Regions from separate parts of the Mus musculus genome. Here region 2 is linked to region 1. A link is a loop called in an ENCODE intact Hi-C map of the cell type or tissue named here. Cell type or tissue: left cerebral cortex. All regions are shown on one strand. Each heading gives the region's core, and the rest is flanking DNA. Links, peaks and the distances in the headings are about the cores only. Region 1 holds the start of Dcbld1 (discoidin, CUB and LCCL domain containing 1). Region 2 holds the start of Gopc (golgi associated PDZ and coiled-coil motif containing).

Region 1 (11,529 bases), core at 3,642-8,641:
TGCAGAAGGTGCCAGAATAAACTTGTACTTACTTTTTTAAAAAAGCCACTTCCCTAAAACATCAAATACCAGCAGGTCACATGTCTACTCAAATGAAAATTACTGACGAAGATTAGACAATAACCATACAACAGCAATGAATCTTGAGTTGGCCGTGCCATTTGTAAGCATCCCAAAGTAACAACTGCTCGCCTCCATTTTTGCCAGTAATTAAATCACCAGGGAGAAATCAGTACCCGCCCCGCCCCCCATATGCACATACTTTTGGTGAATCGGGATTTTCAGATTTCATCGCAACAATCAAGGGCATTTTGGAAAGAAATGTAAGAGCCGGAAAATGGGGAAGAGTTTTATGAAATACTGTCTTCTGATCATACCATGCATGTCACAGTCAAGAACTCAGAGTAGCCGTGGCAACCCTGCAAAAGACCTGCACTAGAGTGAGTCAGGAATCGTTCTGGGTTAGATAATAGAGAGGCTTCACCCCTAGTTAAGGAACAGTCGGCAGGTGGATGGGGGGGGGGGGGGGAGGAGTCATTTTTCCTCAGTGGTGTATGTGCTAGTAAACTGCACATGTTCCAGTAAAGCCTACAGCCATACTCACCCAGGCAACACTAAACTCGGTGGATTCAAACGAACACGTTAGCTACAAGGGGACTTGCTGGGGGGGAGAGGACAGAGTTAGTAAGAAAGGACGATGGGGGTGGAAATGATCAAAATACAAGACATACCTGTATGAAATCGTCAAAGCATAAGTTCAGAATGCCTTTAAAAAAAGGGCATTTTACTCTCTAGAACTGAGATAATAAGGCTGGACTAAATCCAAGCATCCAGATTGATGCAATCAATCAATACAAATCAATACAAATGAGCAATTTATCTGTCATATTGTTCAAAAATTTAAAAATCACTTGAAACAATTTATGGGAGTACAGACCCTCAGGAGATTGAGTCCCAGTGAACAGGCAAAAGAAAGGGATTGGTGCTGGAGAAGGTCGGATTTTAAGAAACTGAGTAAAAGCAGCCGTCATATAAAAGAATCAGAGCAGCGCCAGGAGGCCACCAGACCCTGATACAAAGAGCTTTGAATAATATCATTGACTAGCATCACAAGTAACTTAGGTGGAAACATGGTGTGGTGGCCCGTGCCTGTAATGCTAGCATGTAGTGGCAGTCCGAGGCAAAAAGATCAACCACAAATCTGAGGCCAGCCAGAGCTATAAAGCCAAACCTGGGCCACACAACCAAACCCCTGGGTGGTTCTTTGTTTTGTTTGTTTTATATTTTCTTTAAAAGGTGCAAGTCAATACGATTAGGGAGCTCCAGATGCAAAGCTTCCAGGGATATTGGCAGCCAGGCAGATCCAGGAGACTGTGGACCCAACCAGGAAGCCCCACACTCCAGGAGCAAAGGTCCAAGTCAACGTTGAGCATTGAGAGCAATGATTTCATACCTGACACTGTCCAACTGTGGTGGCTTGAATAAAAATGGCCCCATAGGCTCATAGGGAGGTGTGGTCTTGGAGGAAGAGGTGTATCACTAAGGAGTAGGTTTTGGGGTCTCAGAATCTCAAGTCAGTTCACTCAGCTCCTTCTCCAGCACCATGTTTGCTGGCACACTACCATGTTTCATGTCATAGACAAAACCTCTGAACCAGCCCAAATGAAGTGTTTTCCTTTATAAGAGTTGCTGTGGTCATGGTATCTCTCCACAGCAATAGAAACCCAAACTAAGACACCAACCCCATAACTTAGACCCTGAAGCAAATCCCTAGACCTAAAGTCTGTACATTTACGAACACTTGAAAACCCGTCCTACCATGTACTCCGGAAGACCACAGCTGTGAAAACGCCTTTAAAACTTATAGAAGCCATATGTGATAGTGCAGGCTGCAATCCTAGCACTTGGCAGATGGAGCAGGAGGATTAGGATAGGAGCTGAAAGATCATTCTTGGTTACATAGCAAGTGTGGGAATAGCCTTGTTACATAATGAACCCTAGGCCATTCTGGGCACAGAGTGAGTGAGACCTTGCCTCAAAAACAAAAAACAGGGCAGATAAGATGTAAAGGGGTTTGCTGCCAGAGGGGTTTGTGGACCTGAGTTTGATCCCTAGAGTCCACTTGGTGGAAGGATTCCTGCAAGTTGTCCTCTTATCTCCACACATATGCACACAGTACACAGACAATAAAAAAATGAGAGTTTAAAGAAAATCAGCCTAACAATACTCTTTCGGTAAATATCCCAAACTTAAGTTTTACCTTGGGTGTGTGAATTCCCATACTTGTTTATGTAATCCAGACTAGCCTTAAATTGGAGGCAATCCTCCTGCCTCTGTTTCCAAAGTGCCTCAGCTAGTGGTGAGTGAGTGCTCATTTATTTTAAAGTCCCCAATACATAGGATGTTCCACGCTAAACCTAATGGCAGCACCGTCCATCAGTCAAAGGCAACAAGGTCTAAAATCTGAAGCTGGCTAAGAATCTAAACAACCATCTTCTGAAGTCCTCCCTTAGCCCAGGCTAGCCTTTTCACGTGGTGGACCTGCTGTGAGGCGGACTCACAGACTACAAAGCCAAGCGCCTTTCCACCACTACAATACCATCTTCAGAGGCTGAGGAAAGAGCATCAGGCATCCAGGCTAAACAGAGAGTTTGAAGCAGGAAGTCTGCAAAAGATCCTGTCTCAAACAAATAAACAAAAAGCAAGGAAGGAATATAGAAAGGAAAAAAAAATAATAATGAGCTGTGGCAGTTAAGAGACGCTATAGCTCCTGCAGAGGACCGGAGTTCAGTTCTGAGCATCCAAAGCAGGTGGTCACAACTGATTCTAGTCACAGGGGGCTTCTGGGCACTCACATGCCCATACCCACATTCCAAAACATAATCTAAAACAAAGTAAAAAAAAAAAAAAAAACCTTTAAGAATAGGCAGAAGCCAGAAACAAAACAACCAACTGAGCTGGATACAGTGGCACTCCCAGCACTTGGGAAGCATGAAGAGGTTTGCTATGAATTCAAGAGTGGTGTCTCAAACCGCAAATATTAATAATAACAAGAAATTCAATAAAAATATGTAAAATGGGGTTGCAAGGATGTCTCAGAGGTTAAAAGCACATACTGTTCTTTCAGGCTCACTTCTGCCTGTAGCTGCAGGTCCAAGAGACTAGTTGCTTATGGTCTCGGTGGGTATCTGCACTCAACGTGTACATCTCAACCCACACACAAATACACATCACTAAAACTAAATTTTCTTTAAAACCCACACCAAATAAATGTAGAATGTTACAGTTTCAAATATCGACTTGAGAAAGTGTCTTCAGTTATTAAGACATCCAATGACTGGAATATAGTTTGGTTGTTGAAAGGCTTGCCTTGCACAAGTTCCCGAGCGCCGCCAAAACTCAAACAAAACAGCATGTTTATAAAGCATTCATAAAACCTTACACAGTGCAATTCTAACACACGTTAGACTGTGTTACCGTAACTCTAAACAAAATAACTTCACTTTTTTTTAATGCTATCAACTTGCTGAATGTTTGGGTGAACGAATACATTGTTCAATGAAAAAAAAAAAATCCAGCGATGAGTTTAGCTTCGATTTCTGTTCCCCCAGAAAGCATAGCGGGGGCGGGGGCGGTATTCAAGTATTCTGCATAAACTCACTGCCATTAATTAACCCCAGTTACAGAGGAGCAAAGGCAGGAGGAGAGGAACAAAACCCGAAAAGGGTGGGGGGTGGGGGGGAGAACCCACAGAAAGGTGGCTCGTCCTATCCAAGGAGAACTAATTAAAGCAGATTAATGGAGTAGGGCCATGTAGGGCTGGGAAACCAGTTTCCTGCCTTAATCTGGTGGTCTGAGAGAAAATTCGGTGGCGCTGGAAGCCAAAGATCAGCTACCGAGGAAAAGCAGCCTGGGCCGCAGTCGACTCGCTCAAATACCCTTGAGGGACCAGAGTCGCAAGGTTCCAACTCCGATCACCACCGGACACGCGTGAGGCAACGGGGGCCCTGTTTGCAGTCGGCTCCGGGGCAGCCTCGCAGAAGAACCCCCTCTTGCAGGCAGAGACTAGGAGCTGGCGGGGCAACGCCGGGCGAGCACCCGGGGCCAGGCCACTCGCACCCGCCGGGAAGGGTCGGGAAATCTGGGAACTAAGTGGCCGGCCGGGCGGGGACACCGCGAAGGCAGCCGGGGAACAGGCGCCAAGCTGCCGGGCTCGTTTATGGGGGGGAAGGAAAGAGTATCGGGGCGCGATCCGAAATGCACCCTCTGACTTCAATCCATCCCCCGCCTGGCGGAGACCGCCCGCCTCTCGCCAGGCTCCCCCGAGGCCCACAACACAGCCCTCCCGGAGCCCCGAGTCCCCCACTCACCCAGCTCCTCCGCCTGCAACCGGAGCGGAGCACACACGGCGAACAGCAGCGCCAGGACACTCGGCCCACCAGCCCCGGTCCCCATGGTCCCGCCGGACTCCAGACCCGCAGGATCGGCCTCCCGGCCCGGCTCTACACTGCCGCTGCCCGCCTAGGGCAGCCTCCTTCGCGGCCCGGCCCGGCGCGGCGCGGGCACACGGCACAGATCCCTCTGGGCGGCCCGCGCCCGCGAGAGGGCGTGTCCTCCCCGCCCTGCCCCGCCCCGCCCCGCCCCCTCCCCGGGGTGATCAGCCGCACCACCGGTCTCCCAAGGGGGGCGCCCAGTTTCCCCCTCACCCCACCCCGCCCCCGCGCCACCTGCCCGGATTCACTAGAAAATGAAAATCAAAAATTCACCTGGCACGCAGGCTCGCCAGAGCCCGGGGGTTCACCGAGACTCCGCCCCTCTGGCAGTTTGTCAGCTCTACCCTAGAGCTGGTCTGCCAAGGCTATGCAAGGCATCTGAAATCTGATGGGATGATGGCAGTTCAAGTCCATTCATTCATTCATTCATTCATTCTCTCTCTCTCTCCATCTCTCTCTCTCTCTCTCTTCATTCATTCCGTTGTTTAACTCAACTTTCTACGCGGCTGGGTGCTTAAATTCACTCGGCATTTGCAGAGCTTAGAAATAATCGCTCACTACAAACTGCAGTCTGTAACATGGACAGTATATTTGGAGCACATTTGGAGAGATCTAATTGGATGGTGAAAAGGCAGCTGGGAGCAAAGCGAGAGTAAAAGACAGAGAGCTGAGTTCGTGCCCAGGTTGTTCAGAGGATTAAAGGGCGGGAAGGGGCCAGTTGGAGCTGAAGCTCAGTAGACAGGTGGGTGCCTGGCCAGATGTGGGAAAAGACGTGCAGAGTAGGACCAGTAAGAGATATGTAAACTGCAGAGTCCCCAGAGCAGTCTGGAAAACTTCAGACTGAGCAATGTTTGAGGCGCTCTCTGAGGTGGTGGGAAAGTCTTGAGATTAGGTTCGATGGACCGCGGAGGAGTTTAGAGCCCATTACTGGGTCGTTCAATTGGAGTCCTGGTCGTCAAATTGAACAGAGAAACGGTTAATACTCGTTTTAAGGACTGTCACCTTTAGGTCCCCCCCGTGACTTTCCTCTGCGTGGCCACAACCTTAGCTCTAACTCACACACCACCTCGTGGCCTCTGGGAATTATTACATCTAGAGTGCGTCGGGGTGGGGTGGTCTCGGCAGCTGAGGAAGATCAGACCCTCCAAGGCCAAGTGACCTTTGGAATTTTCTCCAACTCCAAGCCTAAGCTGACAGGTAGGATAACTTTTTGCCTTAAAAATGTTTTGTTGTTTTGAGATTGAGGTTTATCGTCTGTGTTCTGAGGGCTTCTCTTGTCTTCCTGGCTGGTATTGAGTAGTTTGCTAAGTAGCCGGAGGCTGACCTTGGAACTCCTGAACCTTCTTCCCCCACCTCTGAGATAGGGGAATACAGGCAGGCCTTCATATCCTGCCTGGTTTACACTTTAACTTTTGAGATTCCAAGTGTGATTTGGCAGTGGACTTTGCACCTTCCTTTATGGCAACCTCAGAGGAAAGACTTACAGCTTTCCAACTGAGCCTTTCTTAGATCTGAGTGTAGAGCCAGTCTCTGACTGGGACACATTCGCTTGCCTTCATGTTAACTCTTCCCCAGTTGTCATAGAGAGGAAATAAATATGTATATGTCCTGGCTGGTTTTGTGTCAACTTGACACAGCTGGAGTTATCACAGAGAAAGGAGCTTCAGTTGAGGAAATGCCTCCATGAGATCCAACTGGAAGGCATCTTCTCAATTAGTGATCAAGGGGGAAAGGCCCCTTGTGGGTGGGACCATCTCTGGGCTGGTAGTCTTGGCTTCCATAAGAAAGCAGGCTGAGCAAGCCAGGAGAAACAAGCAAGCCAGCAAAGAACATCCCTCCATGGCCTCTGCATCAGCTCCTGCTTCCTGACCTGCTTGAGTTCCAGTCCTGACTTCTTTCAGTGATGAACAGCAGTATGGAAGTGTAAGCCGAATAAACCCTTTCCTCCCCCAACTTGCTTCTTGGTCATGATGTTTGTGCAGGAATAGAAACCCTGACTAAGACAGTATATAAAGATCGGGAGTGTAAAGGATGTACTTAAACAGTAGGCTTATCTTCAAATCAAAAGTAAATATACTTTTATGAAAATACTGAGTATCTTCATACACACCGTAAAAATTTACCTCAATAAGGAAACATTTGCTAGCTTCACCTTCTTTTCTTTCAAAAAATATTTTTTTTATTTTTTATTTTTTTATTTGGGACAGAACCTAACTATGCAGCTCTGGCTGCCCTGGAACTTACAGATATCCACCTGCCTCTGTTTTCCAGGTGCTAAGATTAATTTGGCTACCAAAACCGACGGTTTTTTTTTTTTCTTTTTTGTTCATTTTTTATCTTTTTAAATATTTTTACTAGGTATTTTCCTCATTTACATTTCCAATGCTATCCCAATATCCCAAAAGTCCCCCATACCCTCCCCCTCACTCCCCTACCCACCTACTCCCACTTTTTGGCCCTGGCGTTCCCCTGTACTAGGGCATATAAAGTTTGCATGACCAATGGGCCTCTCTTTCCAGTGATGGCCGACTAGGCTATCTTTTGATACATATGCAGCTAGAGACAAGAGCTCCGGGGTACTGGTTAGTTCATATTGTTGTTCCACCTATAGGGTTGCAGTTCCCTTTAGCTCCTTGGGTATTCTCTAGCTCCTCCATTGGGGGCCCTGTGATCCATAGCTGACTGTGAGCATCCACTCCTGTGTTTGCTAGGCCCCGGCATAGTCTCACAAGAGACAGCCATATCTGGGTCCTTTCAGCAAAATCTTGCTAGTGTATGCAATGGTGTCAATGTTGGAGGCTGATTATGGGATGGATTCCTGGATATGGCAGTCTCTAGATGGTCCATCCTTTTGTCTCAGCTCCAAACTTTGTCTCTGTAACTCCTTCGATGGGTGATTGTTTCAAATTCTAAGAAGGGGCAAAGTGTCCACACTTTGGTCTTCCTTCTTGAGTTTCATGTATTTCAAAAATTGTATCTTATATCTTGGATATTCTAAGTTTCTGGGCTAATATCCACTTATCAGTGAGAACATATCATTTGAGTTCTTTTGTGATTAGGTTACCTCACTCAGGATGATGCCCTCCAGGTCCAACCATTTGCCTAGGAATTTCATAAATTCATTCTTTTTAATAGCTGAGTAGTACTCCATTGTGTAAATGTACCACATTTTCTGTATCCATTCCTCTGTTGAGGGGCATCTGGGTTCTTTCCAGCTTCTGGCTATTATAAATAAGGCTGCTATGAACATAGTGGATCATGTGTCTTTCTTACCGGTTGGAACATTTTCTGGATATATGCCCAGGAGAGGTATTGCAGGATCCTCTGGTAGTACTATGTCCAATTTTCTAAGGAACCACCAGACTGATTTCCAGAGTGATTGTTACAAGCTTGCAATCCCACCAACAATGGAGGAGTCCAAAACAGACTTTTAATTAAAATTTTTAAATCACATTTTTATCTGTTGTGTGTGTCTGTGTGGGTCCACACACGTGGAAGAGAGTGGAAGAGAGGGATGTTTGTAAGAGTTCCTTCTGTCTTTCCACTTTGCAGGACCCTAGGCTTGAACTCGGGTTAGTCTTGCTTGACAGCTGAGCCGTCCCTCTGTCCAATGTCCTTCTCTTAAGTTCATTTCTAAGAAAGTGAATTTGGACAACTCCTGGCTGCCTCTAGCAAGTTTAGCTCTGAGAGCCATGAACGACGACAAGCAAAGATGACCAGGAGCATTGTTGACCACTGAGGAATCCATTGAGTCATGGGAGCCCTGGTGACCTCTTTCATCTCAGTCGATACTTTGATAGGAATAGTTTTATCTTTCTATATTGAAATCCTCAGCCAGATACAGGAAAAGATTGAGAATCTGGAGGCGGGGAGGACCCACGGTCTTCCATTATACCATCCTTTTCTCAAACATGAAGAAAGATTTCTCTACAAAAAACCCCCACAAAGGTCAGTAGGTAAAGATGCGGCAGGACCAAAGTTGAACTACTGGAACCCACATAATGGAAGGAGAGCCAACTCCCACAAGCTAAGAGAAAAAACAGTAGCCATAAGTAGGATACAGGCTTGGGACTCCAACATTCTAGGAGATGAGGTAGGACTTCACTGACAGCCTGGGCTATAGAGTGATGATATGCCTCTGAGAAAAAGCAGGCAAAGCTAGGCGAGGTGACACATGTTTGCAGTCCCAGCAATTAAGATGCACAAAGGCAAACTCATGCCAGAAAATGAAAATAAATCCTTCTGAATGCATTTTTATTTTTAACGGAACCTCACAAGGCAATGCATAGCTGAAAACAAAAACAAATAAACAAATAAACCTCTTTCATACAATAGAAATAACTTTGAGTATTAAGTGCATAATCTGATCTCAACATTGACCATGCCAGGACAGGGAGGAATGACCCAGACTTAGCTCAGCAGGATGGGCTACCAAATGTAAATGTATAAAAACTATTATATTTTCCTATATAATGACACAAAGAAGCATTGCTAAACTAATATATCAAGCCACAAATTCTTACATCAAGCGAATGTGCCTGTTTTAATCTTAAGATTTCACCTAGTGGGCTGGAGAGGTGGCTCAGTGGTTAAGAGGACTGACTGTTCTTCTGAAGGCCCTGAGTTCAAATCCCAGCAACCACATGGTGGTTCACAACCATCCATAATGAGATCTGTCATCCTCTGCTGGAGCGTCTGAAGACAGCTATAGTGTACTTACATATAATAAAATAAATAAATCTTAAATTTCTATTCATCTTAAAAAAAGATTTCATCTCGCTTTTTTTAAAGATTTATTTTATTTATATGAAAACACTGTAGCTGTCTTCAGACACCAGAAGAGAGCATCAGATCCCATTACAGATGTTTGTGAGCTGCCATGTGGTTGCTGGGAATTGAACTCAGGACCTTTGGAAGCACAGCCAGTGCTCTTAACCGCTGAGCCATCTCTCTAGCCCTCCCCTAGATTAAAAAAAAAGATTTTGGATTATTTATTTTTATTTTCTGTGTATGAGCCTTTTGTGTTCATGTATACATGTATGTACAGTGTGTGCAAGCCTGATGCCTAAGGATGGCCATAAGAGTGGTCAGATCCTCTGGAACTGGAGTTCCAATAGCTGTGAGTTGCCATGTGGTTGCTGGGATTTGAACTCAGGGCCTTCAGAAGAACAGTCAGTGCTCTTAACCGCTGAGCTCATGTGCTCATGTGCTCTGAATTGGGGTCTTCTGTAAGAGCAGCATGTGCTCTTAACCATCACCCCTTCTCTCCAGACTTTTGACTTTTTGCTGTTGTTCTCCTAGACAGAGTTTCTCTCTGTAGCCCTGGCTGTCCTGGGACTTACTCTGTTGATCAGGCTGATCTCAAATTCAGAGATCTACCTGCCGGTCTCTGCCTCCCAAGTGCTGGAATTAAAAGATGCACCACCATATCTGGTTTCATTTTGACTTTGTTTTTTAAATCTAAGGTATTATAACCCAACTAAGTTTCTCTAAGGGAAACACTATTCACCTGGATGAGTCCCACAGTAAGGTAGAAAGCAGTCATAGGGAGGGGTCTCTCATCAATGATTGACATACCAATCCCTCTAGTTACCATCCACTGTTCATTTTGCATATCTTATCGCAATGTATGCTTGTTTTCATTAGCCCTTATATTACAACAAATAGTGGCAGATAAAATCCTACCTTGTTTGTGTATATAGTATATATGCCTTAGCTTGCTTTAATAAGAGAAATTAAATAGAAATGTAAACCTAATATGTTTCTAAAGTAAGTAGAAAACTTCAAAATGGATTTTGGTTCAGTCTGACGACCTAGTAAATTTTATCCTTAAACTAGAGTGACCCTGAGATATAAAATGGAAATGACCATGAAGATGAGATCCGAGATATAAAATGTAAACTGTACAGGCATCTGTCTCCTGCTACCAAGCATGGACAGAAATAAGGTCTTTTTTGTTGTTGTTGTTGTTGTTTTTGTTTTCTGTTTTTTTGAGACAGGGTTTCTTTGTATAGCCCTGGCTGTCCTGGAACTCACTTTGTAGACCAGGCTGGCCTTGAACTCAGAAATCTGCCTGCCTCTGCCTCTGGCTGTGCTGGGATTAAAGGCATGTGCCGCCACGTCCGGCTCAGAAATAAGGTCTTCCTGTTGTGATTTTGAGATAGGATCCTCTCTAGTTTGTGCTTGACTTACATGTTAGCTTGCTATACATCCAAGGACAGCCTTGAATTCTTGATCCTCTTGAGTGCTAAACCTATAGGCATGCATTACCTCACCCAGCTTCCCTGTTGCTTAAAAAACAGAACAACTTGTTGCTGATAGTTATTGGGAAGCCATGGTGTCTATGTCTGGAAAGAATTCTCGAATACTATAGCTTGTGGTGAGAAAATACTGGCCTCAAATGTCCTTTCTCAGCCTAGACACTAGATTTTTAGTTCTGCAGCTGTTCTCTCTACTATGCATCATATACATATATGTTTAGCACTCAGGAGGGTCAAGAGCTCAAAACCATCCTTGGATATATGGCAAGCTAACATGTATGGCCACACACACACACACACACACACACACACACACACATTGCCTCTTACTTTCACAGGATAAACAATCCACATTGTGCACTGTAGGGTCCAGACCCATGTTATAAGGCTTCAAGCAACTGTTCTGCTTACCCAGTAAGTCATCTCGGTGACCCTAAAGATCTATATTTTTATGTTTGGGGAGGGGGTGGTGCTTACCTACAATTTTAGCACTTAACTGGTAGAGGTTGGGAGATCAGTATGTAAGGTCATGACTATTCCAAGGTCTGGTTGAGGAGAAGGTTTCTATTGTAGGTATGAGGGAGAGTACAGCCAGAGGTATCTGGAGGACTTTAGAGTAGGGGGAGGAATTAGTAGATTAAACATAGCCAGCAGACTGAACCTGGCCATTGGGGTGAGAGGAGGAGCAAGAGAGGAAGAAGAAAGGAACAAGGGAAATTGAAAAAGAGGACGGAGAGAGGGCTGTCTTAGTTACGGTTTCTATTGCTATGAAAAGA
Region 2 (11,529 bases), core at 3,881-8,880, 150 kb before region 1:
TGAATACAGGTGTTAAAGTAAAACAGAAAAAATACACTTCATTTTTCTTTTTGTTTTGTCTTGTTTTCTCTCATAAAATGAAGACAGCTGGGAATAGTGGTACCCACAGTTCCAGCACGTAAGAGGCTGAGGCAGAAGAATAGTGAACCTGGGCTACAAAGCAAGTCTCATAAGTAGTTCTGTCAATGCATTCGTGTAGTCTAAAAATTGAAGTACAAAGCAAAGAAAATGTATTTAGAAATGTACCTCCTCTTCAGGAAGGGTCTTATAGAAGTAATCTATTAGAAACATAGCAAAGGAGGTTAATGAGCGGGAGTTTGTGTTTGGTCTATGAAGACTGACAACCTGGGAAGTAAACAGTAAGTTGACAGTGAATAAAGAGAAAGAGTCAATGACCGGTAAATGCTGATAGCCATTGATAGATAGTGGTCTTAGATAATGAGCAGTGGGGGACGGTAAATGAAGAGTGTGGGCTTAAAGACTAACTGAAAGTTAGTCTTAACAGTACAAAGAAATGGGAACTGAAAACTTTTGTCATGCTTTAAGTCTGTATACACCGTACAAAATATAGCATCTGAGACCCTTTAATTGTAGAACAGAAGAAAACAATTTTAAACCTTAAATTATCCTGAGCTTAATAAACAAGACAGAATATTGCTAAATAAACATTTCTATGTTGAAGACATATTATTTAAATTTTAAAGACTAATGTGGATTAAGAAATATGTCTATGCCTTAGACAGTATAAAAATCTATTTAGATATGCTCTGTTGCATGTATCAAAGGTGTTTGAAAAGCAACTGCTTTTAGAATTTCCTAGGTAAATAATGAATTATCTTAACCCTCAAAGTCATCTACAGTTACAGCATTCCTCCCGGAGTCCATAGAATTTGAGTTTTGTTTTGTTTTGTTTTGTTTTGTTTTGTTTTGTTTTACAAAATTTGTGTGTGCACGTGTGTGTGTGAAAGCACACATGTTCATATAAAGAAAAGGCCAGAGGGTGACCGTAAGTGACTTTTGTAATTCTACAATTTAGTTTTAGAAGCAAGGTCTCTCACTGAAACTGGATCTCATTGATTCAGCTGGATGGGCTGACCAGCAAGACCCCAGAAGCCTCCTGTCTGTCTCAAAGCACTGAGAGCATAGATGCACACCACCAGATATGACTTCTTTTATGAGGTGTTAAGGGTCCCAACTGAGGCCTTCATTCTTGGTCACCAAGCATTTTATTTGCTGAGCCATCTCCCAAGCTAGCATCTGAGATTTCAACCTAAGCAGGTCCCAGCGTAGGGCTTACCTGCTAAGGTGTTTCATATGGCGACCACAAAGCACTATAGCAGACACTTGCAGAACCCTAAGTGGGAATGGAATCCACAGCTGCACATGAGAAAAGAAAGGCAGGTGACTGAGCTAACCCTAAGTCACTCCACCAAAATTCTCACATTTTTAGAATAAGACAAGGAGTTTCCCCATTTATATTAAAAGAAACAGAGGAAGAATGTGGCTTAATAAGTCACCCCAAAACACTCAAATTTACTTCTTTTGTATGAATTTCTCAAATGTATAAATCATAACAATTTTATTTGACAAATATCATGACTATAAAATAAGTACAATGTTCTGAGGCTTCCCCACATTGTTAAAAGAAAATGGCAATACTTTCCTGACATTTCTTAACCCATCATACAACTGTTTAAAACTACTCAGAGAATCTAATCTCTTTTCCTACTCCTGGCAGGGCTACAGGAAATCAATGGGAACACAGAATGCTTAGCATAAACCTTGGAACAGAGTAGACTTTAAAACTCAATAGTCTCACTAGCCTGTGCAAGGCAGGCTTTCCATATTTTCTAGTGTCACTACGATTGGTGGTGCACTAGAGGAATCTACACCATTCACTGACTTTACAGATACCAACCAACTACCAAAGGACACACCAGAATCTTCCCACTTTCTCTGGTTTCCTCAGTCTTCACTCTGTCTTTAGTGGTAAAACTCAATATGAACAAAACAAGATTGTCAATCTGAATGTCTGAAACTCAGCAGTTGAGAGGCAGAGACAGGATGATTGTTAGAAATTTTAGGCCACCCTGGTCTATAAACAAGATCCCGGCCAGCCAGAGAGATACATAGCAAGACCCTGTCTCAAAGCAACAATGACAAATTAAAGACAGACTAGTTTTAGTTATATTATTTTATTTTAAATCACACAAGCATGATTTATGAGTTGGAAATATCTCCCAACCCAACAGTCTTTTTAAAGCCATGTGAAAGTGTCACAATACAAAACATCCAAGTCCAAATGCCAGCAAAGACAAAGCAACAAATGCAGATAGAGCACACTGACAACAGATGGCAGCACCTGACCACTGAGCCTCTTTTTCCACTTGCCTGTTCTATTGAGACTTCCACAACTGCAAAATCCCAAATTAGAGTAGGCAAAATGTTCTATTAGGACACCTCATGTGCATTTAAAGTCATCAATGAATACTACGATAATGAGTCCATAGAATGTGGCAGTCCATAAGATGTAGTATAATAATGTGACATGTGACCATGTGACATGAAACTAACCTGAGACATCCAAGGTATGACATGGCATTACTTGAAGTTGTAAAGGCTGTGATAGAAATGAAGTTGGGTTCTTTCATGCTGAAAATTAGGATCATTATCAGCCATAAGAACAATGGTCACTCCTTTCCCCTGGCTGGCAGCGCCGCAGGATGCCTGGAGCTACTGTAAAAGACATTAACCAGCAGGAGTTCGTCAGAGCTCTGGCAGCCTTCCTCAAAAAGTCCGGGAAGCTGAAAGTCCCCGAATGGGTGGAAACAGTCAAGCTGGCCAAACATAAAGAGCTTGCCCCATATGAGAACTGGTTCTACACATGAGCTGCTTCCACAGCACGGCACCTGTACCTCCACGGGGGTGCAGGGGTTGGTTCTATGACCAAGATCTACAGAGGAAGGCAGAGAAATGGTGTCAGGCCCAGCCACTTCAGCAGCGGCTCTAAGAGTGTGGCCCACCGGGACCTCCAAGCCCTGGAGGGGCTGAAAATGGTGGAAAAGGACCAAGATGGGGGCGGAAAGCTAACACCTCAGGGACAGAGAGATCTGGACAGGATCTCAGGACAGGTGGCAACTGCCAACAAGAAGCATTAGATGGATGCTGGGTTAATAAATTGTCTCATTCATTAAAAAAATAAAAGAATGGTCACATAAGCACAAAATATACTTCAGAGTCTCTCACGTAATTAGTAAATTTGGTATTTTAAAAGAAATATAATTTGCACTTGTGTGATTTATCTAAAAGGCGTTACAATGGGAAATGCATTTTTACACGTTGTTTATAGTTTTATATGTATACACCTGAGAAATACTGTCTCAAAAGGCTTTCACAAAAGGTCTGCCAATTTTTCATACTAGCAATATGAAATAGATTCCTTATTCTTCTGTATCCTGTAGCTAATGCCAAAGAGACCTACATTAAAATGTCTGCTGTGTGCCATTACTAAAACATTTAATCTGTCTACAATGTACTTATAAAAGAGTAATTATACTTACTGTAGGATGCTTTGAGAATCAAAGAAATAACTCTATACATAGAGCATTCTTAATTAAAAGGTATCGTTATTGTTCCAAGTATTTCCCCATTCTCACACAGTAAGTTTTATTTATTTATTTCATGTTCCTCAGCAGGCAGGGAGAAGTATCATTAGAGAAAATAGCCTGGAGTTTTCTCAGTGTTCTTGCAAATATTGTATACAAAAATATAACAGACTGGCATGAGGGGTGGTAGGCAAGGAGACTGGAGAGATGGCTTAGTAGATAAGAGTATTTGCTGAAGAGGAATTTAGTTCCTAGAACTCACATAGTGGCTAACAGAATCTGTAATTCCAGTTCCAGAGGGTCTGGTACTCTATTCTGGCCTTTGTGAGAGCCATGCATGCTTATGATACACAGACATACACATACATTTAGGGCAAACACACACACACACACACACATTTAGGCCAAACACCCATCAAGCCTCTTTTTCCACATTCATGTTCTGTTGTGACTTCCAGAATTGCAAAATCCCAAATCAAAGCGGGCAAAATGTTCTATTAGGAAACCTCATAAACATTTAAAGTCACCACTGAATACCAAGAAAATGAGCACACAGGATGTGGCAACTGCTACATAGTCACATCTACTGCTAAGTAGCAGATAGTGGGATGTGTGTGTGTGTGTGTGTGTATAGGTAGGTAGATATAGATAAATTATTTTATTATATATTTATATATAAAATACAACCAACCATTCGAAGAGGATGTTTTATACTATTGTGTACTAAGCCTATGAGACAGTCTCTGACTAAACTCAAGGGAAGAGTTGCATGGTTAGTTTTACTTGTCTAAGTTTGCTGAAGTCATAATAGCTTTTGCTTGATGGTAAGCAGTCATGCATTGGAGTAACCAGAGTGCAAACTAAATCTGTTATTTCTTAATTCTTATTGGTACTGCTTTGATGAGAGGCACACAATGCCATGCAGACTTTGGTTGATGATTTATTAGAAAGGTCCGTCCCAAGAACAACTTCCGAAAGATTATGGACTAATTTTCCACATACTCCCGTAGGCGAGTCAGGAAGCACAATTCCTACCTGCCTACTCTAATTAGTCTGGCTTCTCCTTTCCCTTCCGGACAGTCTACTGTTGGTTTAGACAGGGGTGGAGTTGGAGAAGTGGAAGAGATGAGAGGCAGGACACAAAGAAAGCTCTTGATAAATGCTCTCAAATGCACGCAACACTGGAATTAAAAGTCGTGAGAGCCTCACTGTCTTACTAGTTCGGCTTGGATGAGGTCGTTTCATTAGATTTTATGTCCTCAGTGCCTCAATCGGGATATGTATTCAATGTTTATGAACATATGAAAATAACATGGGAACGAGCACAATACTAGTTTATAAGATGATTACAGCATCCCAAGTGGTTGCTTTAGAAATATACGATCTGTGATGCAGTAAGATGAGTGCTATGTACCAAGTGATAACACTTTCACTTTACCTTAATTGCCAAGTGAAGTAAACTTTGGAAACCTTGTTACCCAAGCAAGGTAACACCACTGAGGTGGGGCAGCTAGTATGTAATAATACATTGGCCTAGAACCCCAGCTTGTCAATCATAGAAGGAGGAACCATTGATTCAACAAAACTTGCTCAGTAGCTTCCATAGGCAGCTTCTGGCTGGAATGCACCGTCAGGTTTAGCAACATTAGCCAGTGTCCCCACCCTCCCGCCCTAAGAGCTGGAAATCGGAAGAGAAAACGTGGCTATTGCGCATGCACACACGGCCCTCCCCGCTCCCACCCGAGCCCCTTGACACCCCAGTAGCAACTTTGCTAGACGTCTGTGGACCGGTTCCAGGCCCACTGTGAAGCCAAACTGGCGGAAGCCGGTCCCCTCTGCGACGTGGAATCTTTCCCTTCCCTTCCTCCGGTCTTCCCCACTTGCAAGGGGCCACCTCAACCCTTTGCTTCTCAGGGTTTTGCCGGTCGTCAAAATGGTCGCAGACAGGCTTGTGGAGGCGAAGGCTTTTCATTGGCTAAGCTCTCGTACGGCCCCGCCCACTTTCTCCCTCTGGGCTGCGCCTGCTCTGGGCTCCGCTACGCACGCGCGGCGGGGGCGGGCCGGCTTGCGGGCGGGGCGGGTCTTCCGTGTCGCTGTCGCTGCTTCAGCCCCGCTTCCTTTGCTGCTCTGGAGCTGCGCTGCCGGCGTTGGCGGCGCGAGGGAAGGGAGGGGACCGGCGGGTGTGTGTCTGTGTGTGTGTGCGTGTGTGTCTGTGTGTGCGCGCGCGCGGGGGGCGCCGCGGTGCTAGCAGTTCCCCTCGCGCGGGGCGGGCGGCCAGAGTGAGCAGCAGTCGGCGAGGCCCTGGACGGCGCCATGTCGGCGGGTGGCCCATGCCCGGCGGGAGCCGGCGGCGGCCCAGGGGGCTCCTCCTGCCCTGTGGGGGTCTCCCCTGGCGGGGTGTCCATGTTCCGATGGCTTGAGGTGCTGGAGAAGGAGTTCGACAAGGCCTTCGTGGATGTGGATCTGCTTTTGGGCGAGATCGATCCGGACCAGGCGGACATCACTTATGAGGGGCGTCAGAAGATGACCAGCCTTAGCTCCTGCTTTGCGCAGCTATGCCACAAAGCCCAGACTGTGTCCCAGATCAACCACAAGCTTGAGGTGAGCCTCGGGGGCTGGCAGCAATAGCATTCAACCCCAGGCTGTCCGAGGTCGTTAGATCCCATTTAAAGCACTAGGAAAATGATCCTTAAAAACCTACCCACTGGACACCTCAGCTTCGAATGCGATGGAGAGTGCGTTTTATACGTGAGTGAAGCAAAGGAGTGCGGAGCGGGTGGGGGAGGAAAAGGATGCAGACTGATGTGTGGGTCTCCAGACGTCCTGTCATCCACCTCCCAGCATCTCATGCGGTGGGGACAGGAGCTAATCACACTACCTGCCTTGTAGGTGTTATTACCAAGATCTTCTGTCGGGGAATACCTCAACTCTCCTCTTCTGCTTTGATAATGACAAGCTAGATGATGTATTTTCAGACAGATGCAGCTCTGATTATTTTCATCCAATAGCCCAGATCAACGTCCGTGTCTGTACACAGAGACATGCATGAACTTAGGGGAATCCGATCAAAGCTCTTGGGGAAATGTAATGGAATATATATGTTCCTATCTACCTTCTCAGTTTACATTCACACTTGGCAGATATTACGGGCAGCTATGTCTTTAGAGCTGTCAATATTCAAATAACTTCTAGTATTGAGTGAGATGGTATGTCTTTGTATTTTACAGTATTTTCCCTAATTTCAGACCTTTGAGACTATGTAAAGACAATCCTTTGCTTAGGTCTCTAATCAGAGCAAGGGGAGTGTGATTGCAAACAGGAATTCCAAACCTCCCATTTTGTGTGGAAAATTCAACTAGGCCAGTATTACAAGATTTAGAAATTATGGTGTACTAACATTATATGGGAAACCTTTTAAAAATAGACAATTTCAGTAGAGAGTAGCTCTTTGATTTTAAAAAGGATTAAAAAAAAAGAGAGATACTTTGTTATGTGTGAAGTTCTTTGTGCCTTAGCTTTCTTAAGAGCTCCTCTTTACTGTTAACTGTAATAATGATAGGGCCTGTTGTGTACAGATTCATGTGTATGCTAGATTGGTTTCCTGTCCTTGCTTAGTGCTCAACAGTCTTTCATATTAGTTAGCCATGAAAAACATTTGCCACTAATATTTGATTAGCATCTTACATATTCAGGATGCTATGGTTTCTTTTTGGAAAGAGTGGGATGAAAGTACTTATGTAAAAGCATTAAGTGTAGATAAGGCTGTCTCTTGATTTTTTTTTTTTTTCTCCAATGAATGGTAATTCCTAAAGCTGAGTTTTCAGGTAGTATTTAGTGGCTTTTAAAATGGTATTTTAGCTTTAAAGATCAAAGATTAAGAGTAGCTTTTGCCAAATAACTTACATACCATCTCCATATTTAACCATATACTGGAGATAAGTGGCTTTTAAAACATAAAACAATTTTAACTTGTTTTTTAAATGACCTAAGGAAGCTAAACAATAGTACTTTCTGATGTTAGCAATAAGGTCTGATTTTGAGAAAAATATTTTTTTCCCTATGACTAGAAGGTATTCAAGTTTTTTAAATTTTTAAATAATTTGAAAGAATATTTCTCTACTAGACTGTGCATGTAATAACTTGCGTGTTTTTTTTTCCAGGAAATTATACTTACATATTCTAAGTCCATGTCCCATCTTAGGAAGTAGCATTACTTCTTAAAGTAAAGAATGCTAGCATATCACAGTGTGTGGTTTTCAGTATAATTGCAACTCTTGATTCAGAGACCTTAGAAATGATGAGGAGGATAATTTGGTTTTTCTGCTTAGTATATTCAACTATACATGATTCACCTGTGACAATTTTTATACATAAGACATCTTACATAGTTTTCGTATTATAACTGTGTACTGCTGTGAAAAGACTTATGGCCAGTCACAACTTTCCAAGTACACCTAGTGTGCCATATTCAGACTCTTGGGATGTTCTGTGAACTGTTGACAATCTACTGAGATCCTCAGTGTTAATCTTATAAGAGATTTTGGTGCTTTCTTACTCAGTCTTAATTTTGTCTCAATAAGTAAACTAGGCCTTCTGACTAGTCTTTAAGGATGCTGAAGTCATAGGTGACGCTGCTTGCTATCCGTGTAATAAACGTATACCAAGTTTAGTTGTTTCAGAGATTAGTACTTATAATAGAATGTTTTTATAGTCTCAAGACATGGATAACTCCAGGGTGGGTAATTTGTATCCGTAATCTCAGTCTTTAGATGGTGGAGACAGGAGGATCAGAAGTTTCAGGCCAGTCTGGGCCACATGAAACCCTGTCTTAAGAAAACAGATATAGATAAATGAATAAAACAAACAATACTTACACAAAAGGAACGTTCATATCCTTCCAAAATGCAACTTTTACTCTGTCCTTCTGTTTTTAGGTAATACTACATCAAATTAATCTAGTGGTTGGGAAAACACTTTTTTTTTTTAGTATAGAGTAGAGTTTATTTAGGACATGGGAAGGGGAGTTGAGAAGGAAGTAGAGATGGGGGAGTGGGGTTGGAGGGGGGAGAATAGACTGGACAGGAACACGTGGGGGGAGGAGAAAGGGGTCAGAGAGGGAAGAGAGAGAGAATAGGAGCTGGAAAACACTGAAAAAAATTATTAGTTCCCTTTTAAATTAAATATAAATGCCATCCATGTAGCAGCTTTTTGCAGTAAGTTATATTTGGCAAGAGATGTATATAAAGGACTACGTTTGAAGAAAAAAAAAATCAGAATATTTTGAGTTGGCACTATTTCAACTTAAATTTCTCAAACTTTTACCTGCCTGAGAGTTCCCGCTATGGTGAGACCGTTGGTTGAGGCCCAGCTAGAGTCACCAATAAAATAAGAGTAACAGTGGCAGTAATAGCCATAGAGGACCAAAGGCCATGAGCCAGTGCGTTAAAATAACTCACCTCTGTTTTGGAATGTATGCTCTGTTTGCTCCTTTTAAGAAATAATAGCAAAACAATACACCTAGACTGCACATGGTGGTCCTTGCCTATAGTCCCAACACTATGGAAGTGGAGGGGGGAAGATCAAAGACACCCTCAGCTATACATTGAATTTGGGACCATCCTGGGCTACATGACACCCTGTTTCCAAAATCAAAAAAATAAACCTTCTATTACATGTCTTTCTTCCACAGTAGCTGAACTTGTTAATGTCTCTTTGAAGTGATTTAGTGTGCAAATCATTACTAGAGAAGTGTTAGGCCTTGGTCAAAAGTTATGTTGACATTAAACTGATGATATACTTGATTTTGTGCCACTTTAAGTTTGTACTGTTGTATTTATTTGTTGGTGGATTGGTGTGTGGGTGTGTGTGCAAAGGAGAAAGTTCAACATCAGGTATCTTCCTCCTGTTTTGAGACAGGATCTCTCAGTGAACTTGGAGCTTGCCAATTTGGATAAACTGTGCTGGCCGGTTAGCCCCTGGCATGTCCTGGGGTGGCAGATGCCTGTCCGGGTCTGGCTTTTTACTTGGTTGCTGGGATCTGAACTTCAGTGCACATACTTGCATAGCAAGCATTTTATCAACTGAACCATCTCCCCAGCTCCATTATTTTTATTTCTGAAACAGGAACTCTTGTCATTGCTGCCTCCATCTCTGCTTCTCCTATCTCCATCTCCCTGAAGGAAGTACTCTCAACCCAAGACTGTAGTGGACTAGTAGAAATTAAGATAAGAGATACAGAAATACTATTTCACATTGTATAAAATCAGTGTACTAGAAAGTGGAAAGTATGATGGTGCTCATGGTGCATCTGAAAATCTGGGGAATTGTTGAATGTACACAAGAAGTGAGATGCCAGATAGATGTGTATTGGCAGGTAGCGAGCCAGACTTGCCTTCTTGCATAGGCTATGCCGTAGACTAGAGCTTTATCATAACAGGAGCAAACATTCTTAAACTAGATGTGTGTCCCAGATAGATTTGATTAGACTCTCCTGGTTATAAAATCCAAGTTTTAATGTAATAGGCTATCCTGGCAGAAAGTTTGAGAAAATAAGAGTGAATGCAAGAAACTCTTCAAGAGTTTCAAAGTATCCATGTGGCATTATGGTAGTATAAACTAAGTGATATATATAAAGTGTTCAGAGCACGAGAACCTTAAAACGTAAAATTCAACAGAGTCCAGAACTGGATTAGAGGGAGGGAGGGATGAAGGAATTTCGGACAACTTTATGATGCATTGTTCTTGTGTCTGGACAGATGGATCTGTGACATTATTAGCAATAGTGATATATAGCTAACCTTATGGATCAGTTACTATGGATTAGACTCTGTCTTAAATTTGTTTTTTACATATTCATCTCATTTTCACAGCAGTTCCTTAAGAAAAGCTTATAATTATTATGGAAAGGATGTAGGCGGCCCACACCAAGCTAAATAAATCATTCTGTACAAACAAATTGATGTTAGGAGGGGGTTGGGGAGACAGTTGAGAAGCATCCGGAAGAGGTGGGTATGGATGCATAGCTTAGAAAGGCAAAAGTAGGCTTCAGGGAAGGAATTACTTACTTTATTGTGTTTTTCAATGAAAAAAACTAAACTTGAACATGTTTATATTTAAGGGAAAAGCTGAATACTGTGGGGTAATATCAAGATGGGTAATATTAAGATGCTGGGTACAGATAAGACACAAAGAGCTGGCACAGTAAGTGGCTTTGCATTATTTATATAGTAAGGAGTGAAAGGTGATGAGAATAGATGGGGTGAGAGGGTTGCCAGGATTTCTTTTCTTTTTCTTTCTTTCTTTTTTTTTTTTTTTTTTGATTTTTCAAAACAGGGTTTCTCTGTGTAGCCCTGGCTGTCCTGGGACTCACTCTGTAGACCAGGCTGGCCTCGAACTCAGAAATCTGCCTGCCTCTGCCTCCCAAGTGCTGGGATTAAAGGTGTGTGCCATCATTACCCGGCTAGGTTACCAGGATTTCTGTGTGATTCTTCTTTCACTTTTCTTCTCTAAATTAGCTCAGGTCAGTTGCTGAAATAAGAGGAAGGACTCGAAGAGAGTGGAAGAGGTTGTTGTAGATATACATTAGGGGAAAGTCCCATTGCCCAGAGATATGAGCTGCCAGGCAGTAAAGGACCTGGTTGGTGTTGCTGATCATAAACATGACAGTCAGTGTGCCTTGTGGTATGCCTTCCCCAACACTATTGTTTAAGTATGTAAACTAGTAATACTTAGTAATGCTAGTAATACTTAGATTTAGCCAGCACCAAAGCAAAGAAATGTGTTAGATGGACAAGGAAGTTGTTGAAATGAACGTAGTAATGATGAAGAAATGGAGGCATTTAAGGTGAAGGAGATGTAGGCAGAGGAGCTGGTCTTAGGTAGACACAGTGGCAGAGAAAGGAAGCTGGGATCACATTTCTGGTAG

The links. A loop is a pair of places that touch in the nucleus more often than their neighbours do. Peaks named below come from ENCODE experiments on the same cell type or tissue, not always from the same donor. Only the 100,000 strongest peaks of a DNase experiment are listed, where the experiment ranks them.
Region 2: it touches region 1 in a loop (7-fold over the local background); 26 of 42 quality-filtered maps call a loop at or near these places.

What each region holds. Positions count from the first base shown.
Region 1 is chr10:52,226,677-52,238,205 of GRCm38, reverse strand. Dcbld1 (discoidin, CUB and LCCL domain containing 1) reads right to left here and starts at 4,587. Exons shown (of 11, transcript NM_025705.4): 1 at 4,371-4,587. The coding sequence starts at 4,455. In left cerebral cortex, for the core only: CTCF peaks have their summits at 4,529 and 5,557; DNase peaks (open chromatin) are centred at 4,434, 4,791, 5,118, 5,522 and 1 more place; H3K4me3 peaks cover 1,820 bases; H3K27ac peaks cover 469 bases.
Region 2 is chr10:52,376,288-52,387,816 of GRCm38, reverse strand. It overlaps Gopc (golgi associated PDZ and coiled-coil motif containing), which reads left to right and starts at 5,693. Exons shown (of 9, transcript NM_001199272.1): 1 at 5,693-6,206. The coding sequence starts at 5,919. It also overlaps the pseudogene Rps19-ps10. In left cerebral cortex, for the core only: no CTCF peak of the experiment used is centred there; DNase peaks (open chromatin) are centred at 4,719, 5,645, 6,120 and 6,353; H3K4me3 peaks cover 3,511 bases; H3K27ac peaks cover 2,116 bases.